Regions from separate parts of the Homo sapiens genome. Here region 1 is linked to region 2. Evidence: read pairs that join two places in POLR2A ChIA-PET (ENCODE). Cell type or tissue: MCF 10A. All regions are shown on one strand. Each heading gives the region's core, and the rest is flanking DNA. Links, peaks and the distances in the headings are about the cores only.

Region 1 (5,392 bases), core at 212-5,211, 88 kb before region 2:
GCCTCCCGTCTAGCTGGAATTACAAGTGTACCCCACCATGCCCGGCTAAGTTTTGTATTTTTTGTAGAGATGGGGTTTTGCCATGTTGGCCAGACTGCTCTTGAACTCTTGTCCTCAAGTGATCCATCCACCTCACCCTCCCAAAGTGTTGGGATTACAGGCGTGAGCCACCGCGCCCAGCAAAACTTGTTTTTATTCAATGTCTGATTGGACAGATAATATATTTTCATTGTCAGAAACATTGAAGATGGAAAGGTATGATACCTATTATTGCACTTCCCAGGGTTCATTCGGTGTTTTTCTATAGATATTATTGATAAAAATACATATATAATGTTGTTTTATAGCCTGCTGTGTCTTCTTAATAAGGAATTACAAGCATTTTCTCAAAGTCATTAAATTATCCTAATATTCAGTAGCTACATTGTGCCCTAAGCTATTTAACGATTTCTCCCAGTCACTTTTCTTATATGCTAAACAGTTTTGTTAATGAATTTTTGAACATTTCTCTGATTATTTTTTTCTTTTATTGCATCAGCATACAGTAGTGCCTGCTTCCCTGAACCCTTGCCAAAAATGATGGGGTTCTTCAACCTTGCCGACTTCATGTATGAAAAACAAGGTTATCTTCTTTTAGTTAGCATTTAATTGATTACTATGGAAATTTAAAATTTTGCATATTTATAGGAAACTAACATCTCTTCTTACACGAATAAGCTCTTCCTATACTTTGCCCATTTTTCTATTGCAGCAGAAGTCACCACAATATAAAGAAACAGACAATTGAGAATTCTTTCAAAAAAGAGGAAACAGGTTGAGAGCAACCAGGATCATGTGGAAACTAGAAATTATATCACACCAGGAGTTGGAAACACTTAGCCAGATTAATAGAATGTTTTAGAGAGAACAAAATTCAAATACTTAAAAGGCATTAATGCAGGTGCAAAATTAGTTTTAAACTCTATGATTCTATTCGACATAATAGAGCCAATGAATAAGATTTCAGATTTTATCTCAGGAGAGCATTTAGAAGAGTCTAAAATTAGAGTGTGGATTTTTAGGATGAATGAAATTGTGTTATTTGCAGATAGATCACCCCACTTTTCACTAATTCATGTGTTTATGTATCTAGTTGAACTCAATGACCAATTAGGTCCCTTTCAAAGTACACGTTCTATGAAATAGGATGCAACTTTTATGCACAAAGGCCAGGTTTCACACTGAAGCTCTGAAAAAAATACACTAAAATGTTTACCCTTGTCTTGGCAGCAACATATTCAGAAGCCATCTCTTAAAAAGGTTATTTCTGATGATGGCAGATTTCACCTAGTTCATATTCAGAACTGGTTCCCAAGTTCTGGAAGTGCATTCAATTAACAGTAGGTATATACACACACACACACATACACTCCTTCTCTCCTTGACAACCTCCCCGCACCAGCCCCCAGCTCTACTACTGCCAATCATGATTTCATTCTCATAATACCTCACAAAAAGGTGTAAGTTCCTTTGCTTCTCAGTGCGAAAAATTCATTCACATTTTATACATCCATATTTTTATATACTTTCTATGTGATATGTATTTGAAATGTAATGACTCAAGAAAATTACATTTAGTATTATAGCATTTCTCATGTTGGTAATTTATGATAATGGTTGTCACTGTAGATTTAGGAGTCATTTATATTGTCCACCTTTTCCTATTTCTGCTAGATTAAATAAATTCTTCATATCGAGTTTTGTTGCATTTTTCAGTTTTCTTGTCTGTACCATTCCCTTTCAGTATATTTATAACCCTTTTATCTGGTCTTTGTAGTTTCAAAATGATGCCTTGGATATTTTAAGTTTAGAGCAATCAATGTCTTTTTCAAATTGCCCTCTTAAGATTTTTGTAAAATAATATTCTCCATAATACAACTTTAAATTACCTACCTTTTCCTTTACTAGACTTAATCCAAGAAGGCTAATTGAACATTAAGCATTTTAATCATCCCACACTGTCAAACCTGTCTTCTCATTACTGAGAATTGGATAGTTCATGAGCTTAATTGTGTTCCTGGCAACGTAACTAGAATGAAAGGTTGATAATATGATTTGTATATATCTAAGGAATTAGTCCTGGTCTTTATTGATAGCTAGGCAAAAATATCATCTCAACAAATATACATTAAATATAATCAAATTAATGGTACTTCATTAAAGCTTTGGAGAATACAGAGATGAGTAGAATGCAGTATTCATACTTATGCAGTTTACTGAAGAATTTTTTTAAAAAAACAAAACTTCCAAATAACCACAAGATGACTCAGAACAAGGTAATGGCCACAAAAGTGATGCAAACAGACAATGTTACATGTAATACAGAAGCAGAAGTATAAGGACACAATGATTCAGATATTAAAATTGTCATTGCATTATATGCACAAGTAGTGTTCAAATGTACCTATAGGGTGACTTAGACTCTCAGGATGGCACAGTACATGCTGGATTTCAGGAAGTTCATTTTGAACTGCTATTAGCAATGCCTTATAGAAATGGTTAATACAGAAGACAGTGCCAAGACATAAAGACGCTTTTATCTAACACAACATAAGGATCCCATGACAGCAGTGTCTTGTAGAAGAGCAATATTTGTTTGAAAATATAGGGCTTATTTTTGACAAATGAAATGAGAACTTTCATAGCATAGTAAAATGCTGAGAATTCTCCTATCTTGTCTGGAATCTGCTAGGGGGCTACAGGGTTCAGACAAGGCTCTAGTACTATTTTTAAATGTATTCATTGAACAAATAGCACCTTTCAAAGACATTTTAAAGTGAGCTGTGAATTCAAATAGCATATGATGTGAAACCAATGTAGGTGTAAATATGGATCCATTTTATCCCTTTTATCCATGTAAATCAATTAGTCTTGTATTATTATTCTTGATATGCATTCACTCTCAGCTTTAGGAGTTACCATGAATGTGAATTATGCTGATTATGCTTTTTCTTATGACAGTTTCATGTATACTTATCTAGAGTGCTTGAATGAAAATTTTCTAATGTAATGATAGCTATATGCATCTAATTGGAGACTTCAGCAGGGCCAAGAAACAGACTGTGAAAGCAAAAATCATAATATGCACCTGTCTCAACTTTTACCTGTTGTCCAGAGAAAATGTAACATAGGAACCACACTCTTTTATTTTATTACATAGATTGCATGTTCCAAATAATCTAGTCATGTCTTCCTGGAAGTTATCTATTAAGTCCCAGAAAAAAAAATTATTGTCTTACATAGTAGGTGATTTACTCTAGGTAGGCAAGAAGAGTAAAGGAAAGAAAAGATGGCTAGTTGCAAGATCATAAAGCAGTACCCTTCCATGTCTCTTTTCAATTTCTGCTGAAGTCTACTATTCTTTCCTAATGAGTCAACTTCTTTATATATTAGCTGAATTTCTCACCTAGGTGATCTCATGAGCTCCTGTCACTTCTGTAACCTACAGTCCAGAAATAGATCCATATTTGATTGATTTTTACTTTAACTGATTTTTTATAGCAATAACAAAATAATTCAATGAGAAAAAAATAGTCTTTTGACATGTGTTGCTGAAAAAACTGGAATCTGTATGAAAAGAAAAATGAAAAATTAATATGAAATGGATAATTTACCTAAACAGAAAAGATGAACCTATAAGAAAACAAAGGATAAAATCTTCATGATTTGGGTTAGGCAAAGATTTCCTAGAACACAAAAAGCAAAAATCATGAAAGAAAAATATTAACAAATGAGAGTTTATCAAATTTTTAAAATCCTTTTTGAAAGAGACTATTAAGAAAATGATAAGGCCCAGCCACAGACTGGAAAAAGTTTGCAATACACATAGGAGATGAAGGGTTCATATCAGATAGATAGATGATACATAGATAGATAGATAATAGATAGATAAACGGATAGATAGATATTAAAACTCAACAATTAGAAGACAAACACCTCAATTAAAAGTGCACAAAAAATTTGAACAGGCACTTCACAAGACAAGATGCACAAACAGCTAATAAGCACATGAAAAGATACTCAACACCAGAGTGAACAGGAAGTACAAATTAGAACTGAACATTCTTCTAGGTATAAGGGATTCACTGCCAAAAAATTCCAACATAGTTCCTGCTTTTGTGGAATTTACAGTGTAATGAGAGATACAATTAAATAGGCATTTCTAAACAATGGAATAAGTGCTGGGATGGGAGAAATACAAGTGTTTGGGGGATACTGTCTGATGGAGAAAGTCTTAACGTAGACAAGAGGTTGAGTAGTCAGGCAACCCAACATCGTTGGGTAGGCACACAACTCGAGATTGCTAAAATAGGCTTCCTTGGCAAAGTTAATTTAAACTGAGATCAGCATAATGAGTGGAAATGAATAGAGCAAAAGGGATGTGAAAAAGGCCAAGCATGGACTATGAATGGAATAATACAGGGAGTTATAATAAAGAAAGAAGGCATGACAAGTTCCAGAATTTGAAAGAAGTTTAGTATGACTGGTTGGAGGATGATATAGTTTGGATGGCCCCTCCAGATCTCATGATGAAATATGTTGGTGTTAGAGGTGGGGACTGGTGGGAGAAGTTTGGGACCTGGGGGAAGATCCCTCATGGCCTGGTGCTGCCCTCACAATAGAGACTGAGTCCTCATGAGATCCGGCTGTTTAATTGTGTGGCACCTTCCCCTCTCCCGCCATCTCTCTCTCTTGCTCTTGCTCTGGCCATGTGACATGTGTGCTCCTGCTTCACCTTCCACCAGGAGTAAAAGCTCCCTGAGGCCTCCACTGAAGCTGAGCAGATGCTGTCACCATGCTTCCTGTACAGCCTGCAGAACTGTGAGCCAATTAAACCTCTTTTCTTCATAAATTACCCAGTCTCAGGTAATTTTATGGCAATGCAAAAATGGGCTAACACAGAGGAAAACCACCGAGGTGAGAGGTGGAAGGTGGGGTGGTTAGAGATAAATAAGCAATTTAAAATCGAGATCAGATCACCCAAGTCTTACAGGCTGTAATATGGAGTTTTAACTTTATTATAAGAGCAGTGCAGCAGAAGTATGGAAAGGTTTTAAACAAAGGAGTATTATATTTGATAGGCTGCTTCGAAGGATCGTAGAAAAGGGAAAGAAACTAAGGACAATTCATATGTTTTTGGCTTGAATTGCTGGGCAGACATTGCTACTACTATCTGATAGAGAAAACATAGTAGAAGAAACAGTTGGAGATGAGTTAATTTTTAGACATGGTCAACTTGAGACACTTATAGGACATTGATTTACTTATAAAGCTCAAAAGATAGGTTTATCTTAAACATTTAAACTTGGGAGTCATCTACATAATGGAGAATAGGATATGAGAAGTGGTATGA
Region 2 (5,392 bases), core at 218-5,217:
CTGAAGTTGGAATCATAATAACATGTTTTCTACTCAAGTTCTGCATGATTATGCACAACCCCACCCTATGGGGGAAAGAGGGTGGATCTGTAAACAAAACAAGCCAGATTCACAAAGTGAAATCAGAAAGCAGATGGGAAATGTATGATTGCTCCACAAACATGACAATGAGCTACCCATAAGGCATGTGACTCAAATTCTGTCTCCTTCAACATTTGTGCCAGCTCAGCTTTAACTTGTTTGTGGAGGGAGTAAGTGATCGTGACAGCAACAGCTTAGCACAGTAAAGCCTCATTAAGTCCATCGTCACTTATTTGAAATTTCCTGGGTCTGAGAGTGCTTTGTTTTTGACAGTCTCTTCCCACCCCGGAAGGCCTCCCTTTCTGGCACTGCCTCCCTCTCTCCTGCCTCAACTGTTGGCCCCACTCCTTTCTTGGACCTCAATATGGCTCTTGTCGGCCCCTGGATCAGAGCTTCTTTCCCACGCCCCTGTCCCCAGGTGGCACTTTGTTCTTGCTCCACGCTCAGGTTTCCCTCCAGGTCCTACCCTGCCACTCAAAAGCCATGCAGCCATGGAGTGACTTAAACTCTCAGTGCTTGAGTAAAGCAGGAATAATAATAGTATGGTCCTCATCAGGCTTTGTGAAAATTAAATAAAATAATGCATATTATTTAGCACTTGGCACCATGACTTATGAATATTATTTTTTAATAAACATTATTGTTGCTATCTTTTTTTATTATAACGTAAAAATTTCTTTTAGGAAACCAATTTCCTCTGCTTAGGAAGTCATTTCCTCTGTGGCTCAGGTGCAGCAGATAAACAACACCTAGATATCCCCTCCTTTTCCAGGGCACACGACTGACATAAACCAGGTCAAACCAGAGCACCTGTCTCTCTGGCTACAGTGATTGGTTCAAGGTTTGGTGCGTCACCCCAAATTACATGGGACTATTGGGAAAGAGAAGGCTTCTTTCCACTGGGTTTTCTGAGTGGTAAGATGTAAGCTTGGTACTGTTGTTGCCACCAGAAAAAGACATCCTTTCTGGAAATGAAGCCAACACAGCCGAAATCATTGAGAAAGAGAGAGACTTCATGGGAAGGAGACAAGATGACAGAGTTTGAACATCTGAATGCAGTTGTGCCTGAAAATAATAACTTCAAGTGATTGGCAGTAGAGTCCCGATTAAACAAGCTTCTCTTCTGCTTGTTCCTCTGGGATTTTGAGGTACTAATGAACACAAACCTACCCTGCCACACAACAGTGCCCACCACTATTAATTATGCAAAAGAGGGGCTCAGTATCTTTTGACCTAACTTGTTTTAAAATCACCCAAGCTCCAAGTGACCCAGTACCTGAAGCCACATGTCCTCACAGGCCCAGTTCTCATCCTCCAGGCTTGCCCTACTGCTGAGTCAGCCTGTTTTTGCAGGAGAGAGAGCAGTGGCCTGAAGGTCACATGTCCCATTCCTAGTAAGCTGCCCCTCCACAGCCTCCACACTCATGGAACTGCCCTGGATGGAGAGCTGCCCTGCAGAGCCCCTTGGCCTTCCTCCAGGCCTACACCATTCCAAGTGATAGAAGTAAAGAGCTGCCTAGTGACTGAACCAGAAAATTTCCACTGATTACTTTCTTTCCAGAGACAATGAGGACTGATCCCAGGAGACCTCACATCTCGAGTTTCTTCAGGCACCATTCGATAGCCAAGCCCATCATTTTATTTCATTGTCGCATCCCTCCCTGTTCTCCCAAAACTTCCAGACTGCCCTCTACCATTCATTTTGTTATAGCAATCTCCTCATGCCCTCAACCTCTTCTCTGAAACTTCTGGCTCTAAGGCACTGATTTCTTAGAGTATGGTCTGTGGACCAGCAGCATCAGCATCACCTGGGAATTTGTTAGAAATGCAAATTCTTAGGCCTATCCCAGGTCTACCAAATCGTAAACTCTGGGGATGGGGCCCAGCAATGTGTTTTAACGAGTTCCCTGTAGGATTCTAATGCTCTAACGGGAACCAGGATTTCCCCTGAAAACACTGCTTTCCTAGCAACTCTCCTAAAATTGCGGCATTTCCTCCTCTATCTTCCCTTGGCCTGTATCTTGGCAGTAGAGGTGGGTTATATCTTGCTTAGTCCACTTTGTTGGTCTCAAGCCAATTATCCTTCTTTCTCCTAGACCCTTTAAAGTGTAAGTCATCAAATTTGGTACCTCCCATCCTTCTTGGTTGCTGCTATCTATCAACAACCAGGTCCCTGCTCCTCAACCGTGGTGGCTATAGAATCTTAGCCTCTGTCTTCATATCCACCTCTTTTCCTGCCATTATTCTGAGTGACTGTAATATCCCCCAGAAGGATCAATAGCAATTCCCTAACATATCCTCCACCCTCCTCCTCAGCATCTCCCTCCCATGCTCCTAACTTAGGCATCATTTTCACCAATAACAAACACAAACTCTCAATTACCCTACTCTCTGAATATTCCTTCCACCATCCACACCTCCTACTCTGGTCCTCTCAACCTAACTCTCCTTTGATCTTATAGGAATAGTCAATCTGCTGACCCGTTGTCTCCATTATTCATGACTTCCAAATCAACATCTCCAATCCTAACACTGTCATGAGCTACAGACATACAATTATGACTACCTGTGAGATGCCTCTATTTGGATGCCTAAAAATCTACCTCAAATTTAATGTATTCAAATATGTTCTTGTGTTTTACCCCCCAAACTTGTTATTTTCCCAGTGTTTCCCCATCTCAGTAAATGGCACCACTCAGGAAGTTCAAACCAAAAACCCAACACTGTCATCCTTAATTTTTTTTCTTTTTTACATATATTTTATTCAGTCTTTCAGCAAGTACTGTAGACTCAGCTATCAATGCATAGTTCAACCCAACCGTCTCCAACTGCTAAAGCTTCAGTCAGCTCTTGCTTAGGCTATCACACAAGCTCCTAATTATTTTCCCGTTTCTTTTTTTTTTTGTCTCCCAAATTCCATGCTCCACACTGCAGCTAGAGCAATGTTTAATGTATACATTAAATTACATCAGCCACCACTGCCTCTCCATTGCTAGGGTCTTAGGAGAGGCTTAGTCTGTTGCTGACCTCATCTCCTCCTCTTTCTCTCTCACTTACTCATTCTAGCCATATAGGCTTCTTTTCTGTCCCTTGAATACATCATTTTCTATTATGTCTCAGGTCTTTACAGATGTTCTACCCACTGCCTAGAGTCCTCTGCTTCCCAAATGTTAGTCTGACTGTCTTGCTGTATTCATTTTGATCTTCGATACTTACATCAACTCAGAGACCTTTCCTGATGCTCTAACTGAAGCAACCTCCATTTCCCCAGGCATTCCCTATTCTAAACTTCGCATTTAGTATTTTTTACAATACTTAGTGATATAAAAATGTGTTATTATAGTAACTCTTGTATCTCACCATCCACATACACCAAAATAAATGAAAGCCCCATGAGGTCAGAAATTTAGGCTTACAGTTTATGCTTTATCTCTTAGGCCCAAAATAGTGCTGAACACAAAGCAGACCCTTGATAAGCATTTGTTGAAAATGAAGTCACTAACATCAAATTGAGAAATGGCCTGCAATTTAACTTTGTACTAACAGAGATAAAGTAGTGTGCTTCTAGAACAATGAAATGTATAAACAAAATTTTGAGAAAGATATTGGCTGCATCATAGAGCAAAGCTTTTGAAAGCTTTGGAAGCATCCATTTTCATACAAACTGTGATTATCTAAATTCTTATGCTGATGCTTCCATTTAATAGCTATAGGTAATTTTTTATTTCTGTGTTAGGTCGGGATAGCTATCCAGAATCATGTTGGCTGGCATAATTTCTGACACAGCACAGAGTGAGCATAGTGACATTTTTAACTGTTTTAAGAGCCCAGAGTTCAGACATTTTACCATGCATTCCAAACTGGAATTGTTTTTCCAGACATGATCTTTGCACTGTATGATGTGGCAGGTGTATTATGAGTACCCAACAGAGGATGGCTAAAAGGCTATTTCGAGGAGGCCCATCCCACCAAGGTGGTCAAGGAGAGCATGCTAAATATTGGTAGGCAGCCACCACACTTTTAATCTCTGTCACTTTTTCAGCATGTGTCTATAGCAACATAAAAAAAGATTGATAAATTGTTGGAAATCATTAGCTAACAATTGACAGAACTTGCCTGGAGCTGTGCATAGACTGGAATTGCACTGTCTTTCTAATCAATGTTTAAATTTACTCTGTACCAAGTGTGTTTAAGTAGTACTAAAACATGTTTGACAGTATCCATTTTGTTTGGAAACTGAAAAAAATTGTGAAAACATTGGACAAAAGACAAATTGCTACTTATAGTCCGTAAAAAAAAAAGGTAGTTCTTATTTTAAAATATATCCTATTAAAATAGGATAATATTCTATTATAACCTTCTCCTCTTCCTTCTCCTGTGATTCCCTAGCTCTTAAGACTATTTGCCATCATCAGGTAACCCAGGATGAAACCTTGCTGTCATCAGAACTCTCCCTTCCTCTGATTGCCTCTTAAGCTGAAATTTCTTCAACTCCATTGGTTCCTACTTGTGTGTATTTTTTTTCCCTAGTATTTCAGAGATCACCTAATTAAATTACTTCTCTGCCTGCTGTAACCAATTCTCTCTATTCCAGACTTTGAAGATTGCAGAGCTGGGGGGAGGTAGGTGTTGGTGAGGTGTTGCAGAGAAACAAGGCTGAGTCCCTAAAGGCATGCCTAACACCCTCACAGCCTCATTAAATTGTCAGGTCAGAGGACTCAATGAAAAGGGCCCTTGCTCTTGCCCTGTGAAATTCACTGTTGAATGATCAGATCATCCATGTCAGGTAATCTCCATTAAAGAAAAACTTCATGAAACAGAACAGAAGCTTTTCCTGACACGCTCTCCCCACTCCCAGGGAGATTAGGTACCACTCTTCTCCTCTATTTCAGCACCTAGGCACACCTTTGTCGGGGGCCTACCTGCCACAGTTATGGAGCTTATACAATTAAAGCTTTGTCTGACCCACTTAAGCCAGAAAGCCAGGTACTTACCATTTTGTCTCTAGTACACAATACCTAACACATGATCGGAGCATAGAAAAGAATCTGGTATGTAATATGTATGCAATGTCTTTCTGGTTAATCAATCGATTAATTATTGCAGACTTAGTTAATCAGATTGTTCATGGGATGGGAGGAGATGATATTAGGAATTTAAAACTTACATTTTTGGAAACACAAAAGATGTGACATTGAGAGTTCAAAATAGAATTTGAGCAGCCAATGATCTCAGTGCTATACTGTAAAATAAAAACACTAATTTTTTTAAGAGCTCCATTTTCATATGTCAGGTAATATATGCTGCCTTG

The links. ChIA-PET counts read pairs that join two places held together with the same protein. Peaks named below come from ENCODE experiments on the same cell type or tissue, not always from the same donor. Only the 100,000 strongest peaks of a DNase experiment are listed, where the experiment ranks them.
Region 1: POLR2A ChIA-PET joins it to region 2 with 5 read pairs; 2 of 35 experiments call an interaction of 5 or more read pairs at or near these places.

The regions. Positions count from the first base shown.
Region 1 is chr1:76,637,947-76,643,338 of GRCh38, forward strand. No RefSeq gene overlaps it. Among named protein-coding and RNA genes, the nearest start is that of LINC02567, 140 kb to the right of the region's middle. In MCF 10A, for the core only: no CTCF peak of the experiment used is centred there; a DNase peak (open chromatin) is centred at 2,355.
Region 2 is chr1:76,726,249-76,731,640 of GRCh38, forward strand. No RefSeq gene overlaps it. Among named protein-coding and RNA genes, the nearest start is that of LINC02567, 50 kb to the right of the region's middle. In MCF 10A, for the core only: no CTCF peak of the experiment used is centred there; no DNase peak of the experiment used is centred there.